Linked DNA regions of Homo sapiens: region 1 is linked to region 2. Evidence: read pairs that join two places in POLR2A ChIA-PET (ENCODE). Cell type or tissue: CD4-positive, alpha-beta T cell. All regions are shown on one strand. Links, peaks and the distances in the headings refer to the core of each region. The heading gives the core; the rest is flanking DNA. Region 1 overlaps LOC105374946 (a long non-coding RNA gene). Region 2 overlaps LOC105374945 (a long non-coding RNA gene).

Region 1 (11,123 bases), core at 1,255-9,254, 230 kb after region 2:
TTGCCCAGGCTGGAGTGCAGTGGTGCGATCTCCACTCACTGCAGCCTTGACCTCTAGGGCTCAAGCAATGCTCCCACCTCAGCCTCCCACATGCCACCATGCCCAGCTAATTTTTTTCTCTTTTTTTTTAGTTTTTTATAAAGACGGGGTCTCCCTATATTGCCCAGGCTGGTCTGAATTTCCTGGGCTCAAGTGATCCTCCTGCCTCGGCCTCCCAAAGTGCTGAGATTACAGGCGTGAGCCACCATGCTCAGCCCATGTTACTTCTTCATAGCATCATCGGACGTCTTGTCTGTCATCTAGGCCTCTATCATGGATGAATGCTAATTTACAAAGCAGTTCTAGGAGTGATAAAATCTGGGCATGGTGGAGTGCGGGGTAGACAGTGGAGAGCGCTGGGTGTGACTCCAGATCCTGATGCTGCATTAGACACATGACAATCTGCATATGTTAAATAGCCTAAATTATCCATTCTACGAGGTATTCACATCTCAGAGCATGACGTAACACTCTCCTAATGCGATGGATCCTCACCTGGGCTTCCTGATTCCTGGGAGGTGACAAAGGTAGTGGTCTGCAAGCTATATATATTTTTTAATTTCTCAAATTAGGAAACCAGGATTTTGTCTCTAATGCCTTCAACTGCCCCACACAACAAATTCTGGTTATTCCATATAATGAATCCCTAAGGGCCTCTTTAAATTTGACCCTCTTCCCATGGATCCTGTGTTTTAAACAGTCCTATCAATAAAAAAAACAAAAACAAAACAACAACGAAAGCAGCATCATGTTAAATGCTATAACGATATACAAGTTTTACTTGTCAGCTAAGATAAAGAAATAAATAAGTGGCATTCTATAATCATAATTTAAGAAGAAATATCACAACCTTCTAATGCAACCCTTCTAATTTACAGGTGAGAGAAGCTGAGACCCTGAGATATTAAATAACCTACCTTTCAACCCAGGCTTTAGTGCCTCACCTCCCAAAGAGGGAACTGTTCTAGTCAATTGCAAAAGTCTATTTCAGCTCCATTCTTTTCACTGCCGCTCCCTTTCCTGTTACCTTCTTTTCCACCATAAATTCTGCCTTATGAAATAAGGTGAGGAACCTACCTCCACTTGCTGGGGACTCACTGTTCCAATCTTACCATGAGTTAGGTTCAGACCAACGCTGCAGATGGTTGCCAGATATGGGCAAATAGGCCCATGGCCTCTCTCCCCACTCCTGCCGCGTCAGTCCTCCCACCACGTCTCTTGTGGGGTGTCCTTGGTTACCACCCTCCCGGAATCTCACTTGAATCTTGACCCTGAGCCATCTGCTCCACCCACCACTCCTTCAGTTCCTGCCTATTCACCTGCCATTTCTCCCAGAGAGATGCTGCATCTTCTGCCTTCATCTCTCCTCCAACCCCCTCTGCCCCTACATCTGATTTTTTCCAAAGCACTAACTTGCCTCTGGTTCATCCTCTTCGAGGTCTTCAAAATGAGTGTATCTGTTACTTCCCTCGTGTGTTGTTTGCTCAGTAAGTGAGAACTAACACAGAGCCCTGCAGTTCTAAGGGAGTCTCAATCCTTGAAAAACTGACTTATATATTGCTGCCTTGGTGCGTCTACACAAGAAACTGTTAGTCCAAAATGGCTTTGGCTTTCATTCACTGTAGGAGAGGGATATTTAAAGGGTAGGTGCTAGAAATTCCTCAAGAGTTAAAATATTCCTTGAAAATACAAACTGGCAGGCTGAATTCATTATTGTGGGTTTTTTTTTTTCTTTTAAAAGCGGACAAACATTTTTCAATACTCGTGTTATGTGCTTTAAACATTGTCCTGACATCTGTTATTTAAAAGCACAATAGGCCTGGAGTGGTGGCTCACTCCTGTAATCCCAGCACATTGGGAGGCTGAGGTGGGTGGATCACTTGAGGTCAGGAGTTCAAGACCAGCCTGGCCAACATGCTGAAACCCCATCTCTACTAAAAATACAAAAGTTAGCTGGGTGTGGTGGCGTGGGCCTATAGTCCCAGCTACTAGGGAGGTTGAGGCAGGAGAATCGCTTGAACCCAGGAGGCAGAGGTTGCAGTGAGCCGAGATCGCACCACTGCACTCCAGCCTGGGCAACAGAGCGAGACTCTGTCAAAAAAAAAAAAAAAAAGCACAATAGAAGGCATGCTTTCAACTACAAACACAGATAAAATATGGAAACAGCTCTGTGTTTCTGGGTTATGGCCATGCTAAGCAACAGAGATTTGCATGACTAAGGTTCTACTGTGCTGACATATGCAAAATCCACAAGCAATCAAATCATTCTTAGTTTGACAATGTTTAAATGAGAAACGGAGCCTTCACCTTGGATCTGAAGACTTGTGGGCTCACCTGAGAACTCCATTTCACTCAATTTAATAGCAAGTTTAAAACAGACTTATCTAAATATTAGGTCTCCTTAACTTACAGTGATGTGGGTAGTGATTCTAATTATAGGAAGAAACAGTCAGTAGAGATTAGACCAGGGCAATCCAGGCATAATTCACCTGAGATTTGGCACAAGCTGATATTTAAAACTCACCTTTTACTTGCAAAAAAAAACAGCAACGACTTTTTTATTTTCTGTTAAAATACGCGACCTGATGACAATAAATGAATCCTCAAACATTTAGTCAGTTAAACACTACACTGACAGCATCTGTTTTGTTATTTTCTATTACAATTATAGTGGGTCAGGGGTTCTAATGAAATCATTTTCCCCAAAATATCAATTACCGGCCATAAAATGGGCTCAGATTTTGAATTTCCTGAATCGGCCCTAATTGCAATTATTTAACCTTTTTTTTTTTTCTTTTCTGAGACAGGGTCTCACTTTCTCGCCTAGTCTGGAGTGCAGTGGCACAATCACAGCTCACTGCAGCCTCAATCTCCCTGGCCTCAGGTGATCCTCCCACCTCAGCCTCCTGAGGAGCTGGGACTACAGGCATGCACCACCACGACCTGCTATTTTTTAGTATTTTTTTGTATCAATGAAGTTTTGTCATGTTGCCCAGGCTGGTCTTGAATTCCTGGGCTCAAGTGATCCACCCACATCTGCTTCCCAAAGTGCTGGGATTGTAGGCACAAGCCACCATGCCTGGCCTAATTTCAAATTTTCTGGGGTCATTTTATAATAAATAATTGAAATATGCTGGAAATTGTTAGTTGTGTTTCTTCCAGGGCAGGGGGCTGGGAGGTGAAATCCAAGTGTCCCTGAAACCTCATGTTAGATTTGCATGTCTTGATATTAGTGTAGGAAATACAGTTGCTGCTCAGGCCTTGAAAAAGAGTCATAGTGGCCCACTCATACCTGGATTGTTTCACAGGATGAAAACACAGCCAAGCCCCTAATCTCTCTGGTCCAGCCTGAACTTGAATCTGGACTTCCTTTGTCTACTATTTCCTTGTGTTGTAAAGAAGCTGCTGGCCATTGGATCTGCTTCATTTCTGGAACTTAGTGTCTTTCCACTTGAGAGGAGTCATTGGCTAGCCACACCTGATACCCATTTCAGAGAGCCGGGCAGAAAACAAAATGTGTCCTGTAGATTGCTGGAGAATGAGCCTGTGCGGCTCCTGTCCTAGCCCTCCCTCCCTACCTCCTTAAGAACAGTAATAGTGGGCTGGGCGTGGTGGCTCACTCCTGTAATCCCAGCACTTTGGGAGGCTGAAGCTGGTGGATCACGAGGTCAAGAGGTCCAGACCATCCTGGCCAACATAGTAAAACCTCGTCTCTACTAAAAATACAAAAATTAGCTGGGCGTGGTGGTGCACACCTGTAGTCCCAGCTATTCCAGGGGGCCGAGGCAGGAGAATCACTTGAACCTGGAGGCAGAGGTTGCAGTGAGCCAAGATCGCACCACTGCACTCCAGTCTGGCGACAGAGCAAGACTCTATCTCAAAAAAAAAAAAAAAAAAAAAAAAAAAAAAAAAAGAAGAAGAATAAGAACAGTAATAATGATGGGGAGGAAAGTGTTAGTTCCAAGGTTCTGGGATGTGACCGGGTCTCAGGGGGCAGAAAACGGATACTGGTGCTTTAGGAATGGCAGAGACCTGCCCACCCAGGTTCCCAGTGGTGGCAAGACCTCTGATCGAGGGGTGTAAGCCCACAGGAAGTGAAAGTGCCTACCTTCTCACCAACTTCAAAAGACTTAACAATAAGTCTTTCAGCAGAGTCTATGAAGGTCTGAGGTAGGTCAGTTTTTAGGAGTGCGTAGGCTTCCGGGCCTCTCACGTCAGTGCTTCCCAGCTGTAATGTGTGCGTGAATCACCTGGGTCCCTTGTTAAAATGCAAACACTAATTTAATAGGTCTGGGTTGGATCCAAGATTCCTTTTAGATTCCTTTTATCTGTTTTTTTTTTTTTTTTTTTTTTTTGAGACGGAGTCTCGCTTTTGTCGCCCAGGCTGGAGCACAATGGCTCCATCTCGGCTCACTGCAACCTCCGCCTCCTGAGTTCAAGCAATTCTCCTGCCTCAGCCTCCTGAGTAGCTGGGATTACAGGCGCCCGCCAACATGCCCAGCTAATTTTTGTATTTTTAGAAGGGACAGGTTTTCAGTATGTTGGCCAGGCCAGGCTGGTCTCGAACTCCTGACCTCAGGTGATCCACTCGCCTCGGCCTCCCAAAGTGCTGGGATTACAGGAGTGAGGCACCACACCGGGCCAAGATTCCTTTTTTCTAACAAGCTTCTAAGGACCACACTTTGGGTAGGGAGGGCTTGTATAAACCTAGAAATATGGAGAGGCACTCTAAGGACTAAGGATATTGGTCAAATTACCAACCCTGGGAGCTGGATCCCAAGGAATCAAATTCAAGTTGATGTAGAAAAATCAACTATGGTCTTCCCTTTTTTGGGAATGCTCCAAATGGATATTAAGGGAAAGGTGAGATTTGCTGCGTCCACGTGTTGTGGAGCAAATTCAAGCTCATCTTTTGTGATACATGTGCTTGCCTGCTAGTAATTTAAAGCTTTAAGGCAGCTATTGCTTAATAGCTTAGTGAGCACGAACCAACCCTCTGCGTGTGGTAGAATCCCCATGGCATCACCACACCCGACCTGTCGAGCCTCCATCACCGCACCAGCATCTCAACCCAAAGATCATCACGAATGGTTCTTCTGTTACTATCGTGCCTTTATTTTTGGAATAGATGATTGTCTTTTTAAATCCTTGTAGAATCATCTTATAATTTCTTTGTTTCCCTACTTCCAAGTTAAAATTCTTAGATAATTTTTTTTTTTTTTTTGAGATGGAGTCTCACCCTGTCTCCCAGGCTGGGGTGCAGTGGCGCGATCTTGGCTCACTGCAACTTCCACCTCCCGGGTTCAAGCGATTCTCCTACCCCAGCCTCCCAAGTAGCTGGGATTACAGGCGCGCACCACCACACCCAGCTAATTTTCTGTATCTTTATTAGAGACGGGGTTTCATCATGTTGGCCAGGCTGTTCTTGAACTCCTGACCTCGTGATCTGCCCGCCTCGGCCTCCCAAAGTGCTGGGATTACAGGCGTGAGCCACGGTGCTGGGCCAGATAAATAATCTTTGACTGTATTACCATGTTCTGAGCCTCCACTGTGTATTAAACATCCTGCTTGGCTTCTTACATGTACATCGCCTAACTTATTCCCCATGAAAGGCAGGTATTATTAGTCTTATTTTATAGCTGGGGAAATTAATTCTCAATGAGTTTAAATAAATTCTTCAAGCTCTCATGGTACAAAGTGATTGAACTGAAAATTCAACTCATGCCCATTCGCTCCATAGGGGCTGGTTTTATTATACCATTTGTTTGTCTCTGTCAGGTCAGACTATTTCTGAGCCTTCTCCCAGGTCCACAAATAACCTACTTCATCCACCTACTTCAGGTTCCACTTCCCAGTGAACCATCATACCTTTCTCAAAAGCAATAGAATCCTCTGCAGCAAGGGCTTAATTTACCTTTCCGTTAATATCCATTTGGAGCATTCCCAAAAATGGAAGACCATAGTCTAATGTATTCTAAGTTCAAGAATATGCCTCACCCTGACGCAACTTAATTTTACAATTTTTTTTTTTTCTTTTTTTTTTTTTTAGACAAAGGGTCTCCCTATCCTGCCCAGGCTGGTCTCAAACTCCTGGGCTCAAGCGATCCTCCTGCCTCAGCCTCCCAGAGTGCTGGGATTACAGGTGTGAGCCACTGAACTCGGTCCAACTTTGCAGATTTCTAACGGTAGGTTTATGAGCCATCTCCAATTCTTGTGGAGAAACTTCTCCAAGGTTGGGCGCGGTGGCTCAGGCCTGTAATCCCAGCACTTTGGGAGGCCAAGGTGGGCGGATCACTTGAGGTCAGGAGTTCGAGACCAGCCTGGTCAACATGGTGAAACCCCATCTCTACTAAAAATACAAAAATTAGCCAGGCATGGCAGCACATGCCTGTAGTCCCAGCTACTTGGGAGGGTGAGGCAGGAGAATCGCTTGAACCCAGGAGGCAGAGGTTGCAGTGAGCCAAGATCACACCATTGCACTCCAGCCTGGGTGACAGAGGGAGACTCTGTCTCAAAAAAAAAAAAAAAAAAAAACAGAAAAGAAAAGAAAAGCTTCTCCAACAAAGAATTCCTGGAGGGCTGAATATAGCTTCCTTGGGGTTTGCCTCACTTTGTTTTCTGTTGCTAAAGCAGAAAACCACATACTTTGTAATTTATATGAATTTAGCCTGCAGAACCATAAGTTAAATAAACTTCATAAGAGATTTATGGTTTAACTTATAGTTCTGGAGGCTAGGAAGTCCATTATGAAGGGCTGGCATCTGGTGAGGTCCTTCTTGCTGCATCGTAACATGGCAGAAGGGCAGAAGAGTGTGAGAGAGAAAGGCACCAGGGTCTGGACTTGCTTTACAACTCACTCTAGCCATAACTAACCAGCTCCTGCGATGACATTAATCTGTTCACTAGGGCAGAGTGCTCACAGTGCAGTTGCTGCTTGCTTATTTGGTCCCACTTCCAGACATTGTTGCATTGAAAATTACATTCCCACCATGTAAACTTTTGGAGGGACAGGGCTCAAGAAGTTGTGGACACTACTAAGTCTTACTCTTTCCTAGAGGAATAAAGACCTCTTTTTGGCTGGGCATGGTGGCTCACACCTGTAATCCTAGTACTTTGGGATGCCAAGGCAGGAGGATCACTTGAGCCCAGGAGTTTGAGACCAGCCTGAGCCACAAAGTGAAACTCCAACTTGACAAAACATTTTAAAAAATTATTCAGATGTCATGGCACATGCCTGTAGTCCCAGCTATTCTGGAGGCTGAGACAGAAGGATTGCTTGAGCCCAGGAGGTCGAGGCTGCAGTGAGCTATGGTCACACCATTGCACTCCAACCTGGGCAACAGACAAAGTGAGATCCCATCTAAAAAAAAAAAAACTTTCTGGGAAGTTCACCAAGGCTTTACTTCATTCCTGAGACAGTTGGCTTCATTAGGTCCACTAGCAGAGGGACTTTGACTGGCTCCTAAATTAGTTTTGGGTCATATGTCTTTCATGACAAATTGAAGTGTTTGTGGCACAGACAGCCATTGTACCATAAGACAGGTAGTACAAGTAGCCAGAAAAATCTTGTTCATATTGGGCTGCAACTTACAAGCTTTGATACACTGAGCAAGCCACTTTACTGTACTTTTTTTTTTTAACTATTTCTTTATTTTGTTTATTTATTTTTTTGAGACAGAGTATCATTCTGTTGCCCAGGCAGGAGCGCAGTGGCACAATCTTGGCTCACTGCAACCTCCACCTCCCAGGTTCAAGTGATCCTCCTGCCTCAGCCTCCAGAGTAGCTTGGACTACAGGCACAGATCACCATAACCAGTTAATTTTTGTATTTTTAGTAGAGACAGGGTTTTACCTCGTTGGCCAGACTGGTCTCGAACTCCTGACCTCGAGTGATCCACCCTCCTTGGCCTCCCAAAGTTTTGGGATTATAGGTGTGAGCCACCGCGTCCAGCCTAATTTTTGTATTTTTAGTAGAGACGGGGTTTCACCATGTTGGCAAGGGTGGTCTGGAACTCCTGGCCTCAAGTGATACACCTACCTTGACCTCCCAAAGTTCTGAGATTACAGGGTTGAGCCACCATGCCCAGCCACAAGCTACTTTACTTTTCTAAGTCTCAATTTAACTGTAAGATGTTAGTAATGGTAGATGACTGTAAGACTGCTAGAGGATTAAGTGGAATATCCTATGAAGTGTATCTGGCCTAAAGTTGCTATTCAATAAATAAATGCATATGATATCTCTTGCAAGGTAAATGATTTTAAATGACTTTGGTGTTTTTTGTTTTGTTTTGTTTTGAGAGAGGGTCTCACTCTGTCACCCAGGCTGGAGCACAGTGGTGTCATCTCGGCTGACAACAATCTGCACCTCCTGGGCTCAAGTCATCTTCCCACCTCAGCTTCACGAGTAGCTGGGACAAGTGCCAACCATATGCCTGGCTAATTTTTAAAATTTTTTGTAAAGACAAGGTCTCACTATATTGCCCAGGCTGATCTCAAATTCCTGGGCTCAACCGATCCTCCTGCCTCAGCCTCCCAAAGTGCTGGGATTGCAGGCGTGAGCCACCACGCCCAGCCTAGTTTCAGTCTTTATTGCCTTTCACACTCAGTTTTACTTTGTCTGAGTAGAGTGATGAGTAGAGGGAATCCCAATCCCTTTCATACTTCTCTTCCCATCAGTTAGCAATCCATTTTCTGGCAAACTTTCAGGTCCTTTCCATTTTAGTGAGGCTGTAAGCGAAATAATAATAATAATAATTTTTTAAAAAACCTTACTCACCTAGGTACCATTAATTCTTCTAAGATGGTAAATTGGGCCAAGATCGAGTCACAATAAAATTTTGTCATTCTTCTACGATGGAGTGCTGGGCCATCTCTTGATCACATTGGATGTTAACTAGATGACCTCTTGTAGTGCTTGGAAAAATACTCAGAAAGTACGCATTTAGATTGTAGTTTACCCTGCAAGCGTGTACATCATCTCTCCACAATTCAGTGACACCTCATCAGTCCTCTACATGGGGCGCCTATCCCACAGCTATTCAGATCCCACAGAGAACCCAGGTCCCGCTTTTGCTTTCGTTCTGCCTCAGAATCATCTAGCTAAGGAAAACTGCTTTCCAAGTTTGGGTTCAAATCCAGGTCAAAATAGTCCCTTTTCCCTCCTCACCATCCCACACCAACCCCTTCCCCAGACCCCCAGTTCTGAGCATACAGAACTAGGCACAGGGTTGAAGGATTGAGTGAATAAATGCATGAACAATTGTCCCAGCAGGTTCTGAGGCACTGTGTCAAGTGTGCTAAGACACAGGCCATCTGCTTTGTATCTTGACACCACGGAGTGTTTGTTTTAGTCATTTCTCCTTGCTCCCCTGAATCTCCCAAGCCCCAGCATATTTACAGCCGTTCAATAATAACTTCTTAGCCAGGGAATTCAAGATGAGTGGCAATAATTAACAGTCCTATGAACGTATGTCTATGGATGAGGGGAGAGAATTCCAAAGGTAAAAACAGCACTTGGGTGGACTTACCCTACAGACATTGCTTATCGGATTGGCTGCATGCTCCTAGAATGGCGGGAATGACTGTGGTCCATGAACTGTCAGTGTCAACATTCATCCAGGAACTTGTGAGGAATGCAGAATCTTGGGTCCCTCCCCAGACCTACTAAATCAGGATCTGCCTCCTAACAAAATCTCAAGGTGATGAGATTGCTGCTTGTCTAGGGACTATGCTTTGAGAAGCAAGACTGTACATTACCCATCATCACCTAAAGAGGTCACACATGGTCACACCTCCGAAGCTTGGCTCATGCTATTCCTTCTCCTTACAATATCCTTCCCCATCTTCTCTCCATGAATTCTACATTATTTCAGTTCCTACATGGAAATCATCAGAGCACCCATTTTAGCACTTAACGAAGAGAATGGCTTGCTTACCTGGACTCTACCTAAGCATTCCTAATTACCTCGAATTGTAATTACCATAGTTGTTAATATGGACTGGAGCTTGGGCTACATAGTGAGCCCCCATCTCTACATAAAATTAAAAAATTAGCCAGTATGAGCCAGGCGCGGTGGCTTACGCCTGTAATCCCAGCACTTTGGAAGGCTGAAGCGTGCAGATCACGAGGTCAAGAGATCGAGACCATCCTGGCCAACATGGTGAAACCCAGGCTCTACTAAAAATACAAAAAATTAGCTGGGCATGGTGGTGTGCGCCTGTAGTCCCAGCTACTCGGGAAGCTGAGGCAGGAGAATCACTTGAACCTGGGAGACGAGGTTGCAGCGAGCCAAGATCACGCCACTCCACTCCAGCCTGGCAATGGAGTGAGACTCTTTTGAAAGAAAGAAAGGAAGAGAGGAAAAAAGAAAAGAAAGAAAGAAAGAAAGAAAGAAAGAAAGAAAGAAAGAAAGAAAGGAAGGAAGGAAGGAAGGAAGGAAGGAAGGAAGGAAGGAAGGAAGAAAGAAAGAAACAAACAAAGAAGGAAAGAGAAAGGAAGAAAGGAAGAAAGGAAGAAAAGAAAGAAAAAGAAAGAGAAAGAAAGAAAGAGAAAGAAAGAAAAGAAAGAAAAAGAAAGAAAGAGAGGAAGAAAGAAAGAAAAAATTAGCCAGTATGGTGGCATGCACCTGTACTCCCAGCTACTCAGGAGGCTGAGGTGGGAGGATTGATTGAGCCCTGGAGTTGGAGGCTGCAATGAGCCGTGGTCACACCACTACCTCTAGCCTAGAAAGCAGTGTGAGACCCTGTCTCAAAATATATATTTTTGAGCAACAAGGTCTTCCTCTGTTGCCCAGGCTGGAGTGCAGTTGCACAATCATGACTCATGGAAGCCTCCCAGGTTCAAATGATCCTCCCACCTCAGGCTCACACCTATACTCCCAGAACTTTGGGAGGCTGAGGAGGGAGGATTGCTTGAGCCCAGGAGTTGGAGACCACTCTGGGCAACATTATAAGACCCTGTCTCTACAAAAAAATAATAATTATGAAAATTAGCCAGGCATAGTGGCGCATGCTGACAGTCCCAGCTAGTCAGGAGCCTGAGGCAGAAGGATCACTTGAGCCTGGGAGGCTACAGTGAGCCGTGA
Region 2 (11,123 bases), core at 1,069-9,068:
TAGAAACTGAAGCCAAAGCTAAGGGTTGGCAAGCCCTGGCCAACAGGTCAAATCTGTCCTTCTGCCTGTTCTTATAAATAAAGTTTTATTGGAACACAGACATGCTTATTCATTTAGAGATTATCTATGACTAGGCAAAGTTGAGTAGTTAGAAGAGAGATGATACGGCCCACAGAGCCTAAAATATTATCTAGCCCTGGCCTAAATCTTCACTTAAATGAATGAATACATTATTTTTCTTTACAATTAAATATAAAGAACTTCAATCCAAAATACAGCTCTTACAATTCAATAAAAAGAAGACAGTGCAATTTTTCAAATGAGCAAAAAATGTGAAGCCAAGCTTCATCAGAGAAGATACATGAATGACAAATAAGGACATGAAAAGAAGCTCAACATCATGAGTTATCAAGAAAACATGCATTAAGACCGGGCACAGTGGCTCATGCCTGTAATCCCAGCACTTTGGGAAGCCAAGGCAGGTGGATCACCTGAGATCAGGAGTTTGAGACCAGGCTGGCCAATATGGCAAAACCCCATCTCTACTAAAAATAAAAAATAAAAAAAAATAGCTGGGTGTGGTGGCACATGCCTGTCATCCCAGCTACTTAGGAGGTTGAGGCAGGAGAATTGCTTGAACCCAGGAGGCGGAGGTTGCAGCGAGCCAAGATCATGCCATTCCACTCCAGCCTGGGCGACAGAGTGAGACTCTGTCTCAAAAAAAAAAAAAAAAAAAAAGGAAGAAAATGTGCATTAAAACTACGTGCTTACTAGAATGGCCAAAAGTAAAAAAACTGATCATGCCAAGCACTGAGAAGGATGCAGAGCAACTAGGACTCCCATATATTGGTGATGGGAATACACAATAGTACAACCACTTTTTTGTTTTTTTGTTTTTTGAGACAGAGTCTTGCTCTGTCGCCCAGGCAGGAGTGCAGTGGTATGATCTCCGCTCACTGTAACCTCTGCCTCCAGGGTTCAAGAGATTCTCCTGCCTCAGCCTCCCAAGTAGCTGGGATTACAGGTATGTGCCACCATGCCCAGCTAATTTTTGTATTTTTAGTAGAGAAGGGGTTTCACCATGTTGGGCAGGCTGGTCTCATACTCCTGACCTCAAGTGATCTGCCCGCCTCAGCCTCCCACAGTGCTGGGATTACAGGAGTGAGCCACCATGCTCAGCCAGTACAACCACTTTGGAAAACAGGTAATTTCTTAAAAAGTTAAACATAAATCTACTATACAACCCTGCCATCCACTATGAAATATTTACCTGTAAGAAATGAAAGTGTATGTCTATACAATTGCTTGTACACAAACATTCATAGCAGTTTTTTGTTGTTTTGTTTTGTGGGGTTTTTTTTTTTTTTTTCTGTAGAGATGGGATTTCACTATGTTGCCCAGGCTGGTCTCCATACTCCTGGGCTCAAGTGATCCTCCCACCTCAGCTTCCCAAAGTGCTGGGATTATAGGCATGAGCCACCATGCCCATCCACAGCTTTATTTTTAATAAAAACTGGGAACAACCCCAATGTTCATCAACAGAAGAATGAATAAACAAACTGTGGAATATCCATACCATGGCATACTACATGTAATAAAAATGAATGAACTATTGATACATGTAACAACATGGGTGAATCTCAAAATAATTACGCTAAGCAGAACAAGCAAATACAAAGTACATTCTAAAAAGGCAAAACTATGGAGACAAAAATCAAAGCAGTGATAGCCAGGAACTGGGAGTAGGAGACTGACTATGAGCTCAGTATAAAATAACTTTCTGGGGCTGGGTGCGGTGGCTCACGCCTGTAATCCCAGCACTTTGGGAGACCGAGGTGGGTGAATCACTTGAGGTCAGGAGTTTGAGACCAGCCTGACCAACATGGTGAAACCCCCTCTCTACTAAAAATACAAAAATTACCTAGCTGTGGTGGCACATGCCTGTAATCCCAGGTACTTAGGAGGCTGGGGCAGGAGAGCTGCTTGAACCTGGGAGGTAGAGGTTGCAGTGAGCCAAAATCACATCACCGCACTCCTGCCTGGGCAACAGAGTGAGACTGTCTCAAAAAAAAAAAAAAAAAAGAACTTTCTGGAGTGATAAAATGTTCCATACCTTGACAGTGGTGGTGCTCACACAGCTGTATGTTTGTCAACATTTATCCAACTATTCTCTTGAAAGGGATGGATTTTTCTGTATGTAAATTATACCAAAATACACCTGATTTATAAAAGCACACAAAAGCCAGTTGGAAGGGACTCCCATCAGCCAAATCTAGGACAATTTAAACATCAAAATAAATAACAATAGTAATGAATAATAAGCCACTGAGTGAAAAAAGATTCTCTGAGTCCATGCTGATATAAATAAAGAAAGAAATAAATAAGGGAAAGGAGAAAGTTCATGCTAACAGGAAATGCCAGCTGATAAATGTGAATAATAAAATTAGAAAAACAAGCATTTGATTATTACTGTGATAATGATTAACTCATTCAAGAATCATCAAGCCAGGGCCCAGCATGGTGGCTCACACCTGTAATCCCAAAGGTTTGGGAGGCCAAGGTAGGAGGATCACTTGAGCCCACGAACTTAAGACCAGCCTGGACAACAAAGTGAGACCCCATCTCTACAAAAAAAAAAAAAATTTAAAAATTAGTTAGGCATCGTGCACACCTGTAGTCTGTTACTCAAGAGGCCGAGGTGAGAGGATCCTCTTGTAACTTGAGTTCAAGGCTACAGTGAGCTACAGTGAGCCACGTTCACACCACTGAATTCCAGTCTGGGCAACAATAACAACAACAACAAAATATAAATGGATGCTAAAAATAATGGATAATAGTTTGTTGAGAAACAGAATACTTGTATAGTCTGGAATTATCTCCCCACATTGTACTTATTAATTGCAAAGGGAAAAATAATAATTTTACAATATAGAAACCTGGTAGACGAATAAAGTGATCAAAATCTATCCTCTATAATGAGACAAACTGACATTATAAGTCTTCTATATAAAACACTGAGAAGTGCTTTAAATCTTTGATATAAAACATGACCCTGACCAGGCATAGTGGCTCACACCTGTAATCCCAGCACTTTGGAAGGCCGAGGTGGGTGGATCACCTGAGGTCAGGAGTTCGAGACCAGCCTGGCCAACACGATGAAACCCTGGCTCTACTAAAAATACAAAAATTAGCCAGGTGTGAGGGAAGGTGCCTGTAATCCCAGCTACTCAGGAGGCTGAGACAGGAGAATCACTTGAACCTGGGAGGCGGAGGTTGCAGTGAACAGAGATCATGCTGCTGCACTCCATCCTGGATGACAGAGCGAGACTCCATCTGTTCTGTAGATCTGAAATTAGTTCAAAATGTAGATGTTTAGGAAATAAATTAACTGAACCCTGATTCATGGATGTATTATGATTTTCTCATTGTATAGACCTGACACAAATTAGGTACATTCTATGGCACATCTCATTTAGGGAAATTAAAGGGAAAAAGGTACATTCGGGAAAAGGTGAGCACAGGGATGAAGACACCATCTCCATATCCCTCGGCTGCTTCATTAACAGCCTGTTATTTTACAGCGAGGCCAGTGACACCTTGTCTATGCTTGAGTTTTCTCCACAACACAAGCAAAGTATGATGAACAGTATGATGCGGTACTAGCTCCACAGTACCATGGGAACTAGCTAGAGATTTCTCACCTGCTCCTTCATGTAACCTTTTGGCTTTTTGTTCCTGTCCTCTATTTATGAAAGAAGTAAAATGATAAGAAAGCATGCACAGTTTGTGATAGTGGATTAGCAGGTCACAAGCAGGTCTGTCTACCCTCCTTCCAGGACATCCGAGTTTCACCTTTGAAATTACAATGGTGGATCTGTCCCCTCCCCGATCTAACATTTTAATGTCCTCCTTTAGGCTTTAGACATCAGTGTCCAGACGTCCTATGAGTGGAGTCTCCAGCACCCACAGAAGTGGCTCCCTGTTGTCCCTGTGGTTCCCCAAATGTCACTGCTCTTCCCCAGCAAGAATTTGGCCGTGGCTTGATCCGAAGCAGCTGTTGCATGGCGCAACAGTGCAGAACAGTTTGGGACAGGAAGTGAAAGAGACCACATCCTCTTGAAACTGCAGGGAAAGTTTATTAGGCCTCGTATCATGGCTTCACATTGTTAGGAAGTGGCAGTTGGACTCTCCTCTGCCTCAGGAGTTTGGATGAGGCATTGGTCACTGTGTTGTCTGCCTCTTGACTTTCATCTGGAGAAGAATGCCAATGCCTACCCCGGCGCTTGACCAGAAAACTCCTTAGACAGTCACTCTGAAGGCTCCTAGAAAGTGAAAATCGTGAAAACGTATTGAAGGCCTGCTATGCCTCTGTCTGAGCACTTAAAACACTTAGAATTTGAGAATCCTGGAGCCACTTAAAATTGGCCTTGGAGTCTGATATGGTTTGGCTCTGTGTCTCCACCCAAATCTCATGTCGAATTGTAATCCCCAGTGTTGGAGGAGGGGCCTGGTGGGAGGTGACTGGATCATGGGAGTGGATTTCCCCTTTGCTGTTCTTGTGAGAGTGAGAGTTCTCACAAGGTCCGGTTGTTTAAGGGTGTAGCATCTCCCCCTTGTCTCTCTTCCTCCTGCTCTGGCCGTAGAAGACGTGCCTGCTTCCCCTTCCCCTTCTGCCATGATTGAAAGTTTCCTGAGGTCTCCCCAGCCATGCTGCCTGTACAACCTCTGGAACCATGAGCCAATTAAACCTCTTTTCTTTATAAATTACCCAGTTTCAGGTATTTCTTTATAGCAGTGCAAGAACAGACTAATACAGAGCCCATTTCACCCAATCTGACAATCTAGTTGCAGACAAAACATACACACTAGCAAATATCCTTGCAGTTCCAGGCCATGAATTTAAGAAGTCAGATGTACGGTAGCAGTCGTTAAGTGCAGGAGGCACAGGAAAAGCTGTGATTATGGAAATCTTAGGACTGCCCTCCTATACCCAAAGAGAGGAAGGTGAGGAACCCTGTCCCCAAAACCTTAATTTCCAGAACAAGCCCTCCACCTGAGGAAACAGGAATTAACAGGCAACAAAGATAAAAGGGGAGATGGGTTCAGGGTCTTAGGGCTAGGGAAGGAGAGGAGCAGGTGGCAAGTTGAGAGGGAAGGTTTAATAACATGAGATTGCCTCGGTTCAACAAAGAAGCTCCTAATCTCGAAGCTGAGTCTCTTACACATGTGAGTTTTTAATCAGAGGCCCCAAAACAGTAATCAATCTGTAGTTTCCACCAACACAAATGAGACGCATGGGAAGGAAGGAAGTAGGAAAGAAGTATTGCTTTGTTTTTGGTTTGTTGGGGCTTTTTTCTTTTCTCCTCTGGTCCACCTAAATCGGTTTGTGTGCTTAGCCCATTGCCTGAGGTATTGTTTGCATTGTCTTTCTCCTCTAGCCTCCCCCAGCTACCATCCCCTTCATCTCACATCCAAAGCTCTGGATGTGGGTTCGATAGGAAGATGGCAAACACCAGCATGTACCCTAGATCAGACATAAGGAGTAGAGCCTGTCTGGCAAGCCACCAAGCTTGGCTCTCTTGGAGGTTCTGCAAAGGGAGATAAAATGTGCCTTTTGCAGTGAAATGTTTGTGGACTTTGTATCAAATTCATGGTGCAGACATCTCTGCGGGGCAGCCGGACACAAAGCAGAATCCCCGGTCCAGCTCACTGCCAAGCCCCACCTCCCACTGCGCAGCCCAGGACGGTGCAGCCCTGGCCTTCGGTGCTCACCAGAGCGGAAGAGAGCTGCTACGGGGTCTGGACATGGGGGCTGTTACCTCCCCACACACAGTGGTCAGGCAGGTGGTATGTAACAGAGGTCCGCAGGCATGGCCTGCCACCATTGCCTGCAGGCTTTCCACTTTACGTTAGCCCACATGCTAGTGATCAGCCAGTCCATGCAGTTTGGGGTCCTCTGGTTTTCAGCCTGCATTGACTTATAATCTTCCTCATTTCTGAAGCTGAGTTAACAGACTCCCTCTGGAATGCCCACAGGTTCCTGCAACCACACAGTCTAGGGGTAAACCCTTCCCAAGACCAAGTCTGTAGGAAGCTCTAAGGTTAGAAATGGGTCACTGAGAGACAATATCAATTTCAATTACAGCTCTAGGCTCCTTGAGACCTTGTGACAAGCCACTTAAGGCAAGACTGAGTTTGACTCTGAGGCACCTCTAGTAGTGAAGCTCCTTTGCCTCAAAGAGCAGCATAACATCATGCTTCCCAGTCATCTGTCCCTGGCTTCTCTGTCCCCTCCCGCTTCCGCCCACTAACAGATCAGACTAGGTCTAGGCAAAATCCCAAATCATTTTCCCTCCCAGTCTGTGGGTTCCTGAAGTCACCAGAATTAGACTAACTCATTCACCTTGCTCAGATGAAGACACTGTCACCTTGTTAAATTGCAAAGACTTCACCTGTTCTTGCTTTGCAAGAGTTAATTTTTCAGGAAGAGTTTACTGTTGCCCAGCAAAAAACCTGAGGAAATGACAATGGGATAGGTACATTTGTTAAGGAAGCAGAGGAAAGGGAACTTTGGAAAAAGGAGTGAGGTAGGGTGATGACAGGATAACAGGGAAACAGTATAAAAGAAGAGAAAGATCAAAGCTGAATTGGGGTGAGGAGATGACACAGCTAAGGATATACTGTTTGCCTCTTACAATTTTTGCTGGAGTCAAACTTTAAAAGTTGAATAGCCTCCCGACAGCTGCTATATTTCTCTTCCCTTTGCTTGAAGTAGGATTTGGAAGAAAGTTATTTGTCTTTGTGCTCTCGATAAAGCATATTAAATAATATGTCTGTGTGTCTCAAAGACCTTGAACAACCTCAGATGGACTCTAAACCAGCCCTTATTCCTTCGTTCTGCAGGTTCAGAATTGTATTCACTTCCCAGGGCGAAGGTGACCCTCTGGGTGGCCTCCACCCTCATCCTAATTAGTATCAGCCGGCCTTTCAGAAAGGGAACATGGAATAGAGAGGTAAGAACCATCGTGGATGGCAAAACCATCTGCCTTGATTAAGAAAACAATTCTATTTACAATAGCATCAAAAAGAGTTGAATACCTAACCAAAGAGACAAAAGGTTTACATACTGAAAACTACAAAATGTTGCTGAAAGAAACTAAAGACAAAAATAAATTAAAAAAAAACCCTTGTTAATGATTGTAAGATTTAATACTCTTAAGATGTCAATACTACCCAAAGTGATCTGTAGATTTAATGCAATCCCAATCAAAATCCCAATGGCATTTTTTGCAAACACAGAACATTTCATCCTAAAATTTATATGGAATCTCAAGGGACCACAAATAGCCAAAACAATCTTGAAAAAGAACTAAGTTGGAGGTCTCACACATCCTGATTTCAAAACGTATTACAATACCATAATAATAAAAAACAGCAGGCTACTGGCAAAGAGACAGACCAGTAGAATAGAATAGAGAATTCAGAAATAAACCTTTGCATATACGGTTAAGTGATATTTTGCCAAGACTATCCAATAGGGAAAGGACAACAGTGGGCACTGGGAAAGCTGAATATACACATACCATATACAAAAAAATTAAATCAATGTGGGTCAAAGGCCTACATGTAAGACCTAAAGCTATAAAACTCTCAGAGGAAAACAAAAAACCTTCAGAGATTGGATTTGGCAATGATTTCTTGAATATGACACCAATGGCAAAGGCAACAAAAGAAAAAACATACTAATTGAACTTCATCAAAATTAAGAATCTCTTTCCATCAAAAACCACTATTAACAGAGTAAAATGGTCACCCACAGAATGGGAGAAAATATTTGCAAATCACATATCTGATAAGGGTTTAATAAATATCTAAAATATAGAGAGAATGCCTAAAACTCAACAGCCCCCAAAAAATCTATTAAAAATGGGCAAAGGACTTGAACATTTTCCCAAAGAAGATATACAAATGTGGTCATCTTTTTATGTTTCTGAGCTTCTGAAAGATGCTCAACATCACTAGTCATTAAGGAAATGCAAATCAAAACAACAATTAAATATCATCCCATACCAATTAAGATGTCTACTATAAAAGAGAAAAAACAAAAAACAGAAAATAAATATTGGTGAAGATGGGGAGAAATTAGAACCCTAGTGCCTTACTAGTGGGAATGTCAAATGACCAGCCTGGGCAACATGGCAAAACCCTGTCTCCACAAAAGTCACAAAAAATTAGCCAAGGCCAGGCACGGTGGCTCGTGCCTGTAATCCCAGCACTTTCGGAGGCCAAGGCAGGCAGATCACCTGAGGTCAGGAGTTCGAGACCAGCCTGGCCAACATAGGGAAAACCTGTCTCTACTAAAAATACAAAAATTAGCTGGGCATGGTGGCGGGCACCTGTAATCCCAGCTACTCGGGAGGCTGAGGCAGGAGAATCAATTGAACCCAGGAGGCGGAGGTTGTAGTGAGCTGAGATTGTGCCATTGCACTCCAGCCTGGGTGACAGCAGCAAAACTCCATCTCAGAAAAAAAAAAAAAAAAAATAGCCAGGTGTGGTGGCACATGCCTGTAGTCCCAGCCACTCAGGAGGCTGAGGTGGAAGGATCGCTTGAACCCAGGAGGCAGAGGTTGTAGTGAGCCAAGATGGTGCCACTGCACTCCAGCCTAGGCGATCCTGTCTCAAACAAAAAAGAAAAAAAAGAGAGAGAGAAAGAAATTTACTATAAGCAAACCCTCCAAACCTACAATAGCTCTCTTTATAGTTTTATCAACTTGGCTTAATCCAAGTCTCAACTCTGATTTGCAACCCCTTCTACAATTCATCTCATGTTATCTCTTACTGGTCCTTATTCAGGGCATACCCTCTGATCCAACCAAGATGCTGTTCCCTGGGTCATTCCTCTGACTTTTCCAATTACCAATGACACCCTCTCAACCCATTCAACCTTTCTACTCTTCCTTCAAGACCTAGCTCATATCCCCACCTTCTGCACACAGACTACAACTATTAGAACCTACCTCCTCTCCCAGTTCTCTGAGGTCCTACCATGCTATTGAGAGGTAACAGCCTGCTGGCAGCCCTCACAGCACGCTCGCTCTCGGCATCTCCTCTGCCTCGGCGCCCACTCTGGCGGCGTCTGAGGAGCCCTTTAGCCCGCCGCTGCACTGTGGGAGGCCCTCTCTGAGCTGGCCGAGGGCGGAGCCGGCTCCCTCTGCTTGCGGGGAGATATGGAGGAAGAGGCGCGAGCGAGAACCGGGGTTGCATGCAGCACTCACAGGCCAGCACGAGTTCTGGATGGGCTCGGCAGGCCCCGCACTCGGAGCAGCCGGCCAGTGCCGCCGGCCCCAGGCAGTGAGGGGCTTAGCACCCGGGCCTGCAGCTGCGGAGGGTGCACCAGGTCCCCCAGCAGTGCCGGCCCGCCGGTGCCGCACTGGAATTCTAGCCGGGCCTCAGCTGCCTCCCCACGGGGCAGGGCTCGGGACCTGCAGCCCGCAGTGCCCAAGCCTCCTCCTGCTGTGGGCTCCTGCACAGTCCAAGCCTCCCCGACAGGCACCGCCGAGGTCCCATCAACCACCCAAGGGCTGAGGACTGTGGGCACATGGAGTGGTGCTGGCGGGCAATTCTGCCAGGGGCCCTGGTGCGGGACCCACTAGGTGAAGCCAGCTGGGCTTCTGAGTCTAGAGGGGACTGTGGAGAACCTTTATGTCTAGCTAAGGGATTGTAAATACACCAATCTGCACTCTGTGTCTAGCTCAAGGTTTGTAAATGCACCAATCAGTGCTCTGTGTCCAGCTAATCTAGTGGAGACTTGGAGAATTTTTGTGTCTAGCTCAGGGATTGTAAATGCATCAATCAGCACCCTGTCAAAATGGACCAATCAGCTCTCTGTAAAACAGACCAATCAGCAGGATGTGAGTGGGGCCAGATAAGGGAATAAAAGCAGGCAGCCCCAGCCAGAAGTAGCAAGTGGCTCTGGTTCTCTTTAACAGTGTGGAAGCTTTGTTTTTTCGCTGTGTGCAATAAATGTTGCTGTTGTTCGCTCTTTGGGTCCGCACTGTGTATGAGTTGTAACACTCACCATGAAGGTCTGCAGCTTCGTTCCTCAGGCCAGCGACATCACGAACCCACTGGGAGAAACGAACAATTCCGGACGGGAGAAAGAAACAACTCCAGACGCGCCGCCTTGAGAGCTGTAATACCACAAAAATCTGCATCTTCTACTCCTGAAGCTAGCGAGACCACGAACTCACCAGAAGGAATAAACTCCAAACACGTCTGAACATCAGAAGGAACAAACTCCAGACACCCCACCTTTAAGAACTGTAACACTGACCGTGAGGGTCCGCGGCTTCATTCTCGAAGTCGGTGAGACCAGGAACCCACCGACTCTGGACACACTATTGTCTGAACACTGTAATTTAGTGCTTTCTTTATTGGGCTAACATCACCTGAACCCTCTTTGCATTCAGACCACTAGGCTAGAGACTAAATTAGATTCCTCAAACACTGCTCTTCAGCTGACTCATTCATAAATCCTGCCCTGACTACCAGACGGTCAAGTTTCTTAAGGATGAGACCGTGCATATCTTTTCATTGCCTCTGCACAAGACGGAGCGCTAGGGCCAATAAAAAGGATTCATTGCTTTCATTGCAAATTTAGTAACAGGGTAGATATAATAGGAAAAAAAACTTTAAAATCTTAGAATTTGAACAAAAGTTCAAAAGTTCAGGACTTTGAGCAAAAGCATTTATTTATGCAAAATTCTTCCTGGTACTCCTCCCTTCTCACCACCAAAAATCCCTTAAAGTAGGTAATGTAAGGGGAGAAGCATGAAATTAAGATAGGCGCTGTGGAAAAAAAAGTGCTTTGGAGTTTGTCATATTCCGTTTGACAGTCTATCTGTAGGCAGAATGTTGACAGTTTTGGCAAAGGAAGACAGTTTGAGGACAGAAAAGATGAGCTGAGAATCCTTCCTTGCATTGCAGTTTAGATCACCATACTTCAGGTTAATCCCTTGCAACAGTAACTAGACATGCCGTTGTCAATCCAACCATCCACCAGCAAGCTTGCAGAAGTATCTTCACGATTCAAAAGCCACACGTCAGACCCAGTGGGCCTCTGC

The links. Peaks named below come from ENCODE experiments on the same cell type or tissue, not always from the same donor. Only the 100,000 strongest peaks of a DNase experiment are listed, where the experiment ranks them.
Region 1: POLR2A ChIA-PET joins it to region 2 with 11 read pairs; 2 of 35 experiments call an interaction of 5 or more read pairs at or near these places.

Annotation. Positions count from the first base shown.
Region 1 is chr6:15,133,943-15,145,065 of GRCh38, forward strand. LOC105374946 (a long non-coding RNA gene) reads right to left here. Exons shown (of 3, transcript XR_926520.1): 3 at 9,843-9,914. Among named protein-coding and RNA genes, the nearest start is that of JARID2-DT, 110 kb to the right of the region's middle. In CD4-positive, alpha-beta T cell, for the core only: no CTCF peak of the experiment used is centred there; no DNase peak of the experiment used is centred there.
Region 2 is chr6:14,906,757-14,917,879 of GRCh38, forward strand. The region is part of intron 2 of LOC105374945 (a long non-coding RNA gene); the gene reads right to left. Among named protein-coding and RNA genes, the nearest start is that of JARID2-DT, 330 kb to the right of the region's middle. RefSeq lists enhancers at 3,867-3,926, 4,617-4,676. In CD4-positive, alpha-beta T cell, for the core only: no CTCF peak of the experiment used is centred there; DNase peaks (open chromatin) are centred at 4,085 and 4,595; H3K4me3 peaks cover 481 bases; H3K27ac peaks cover 499 bases.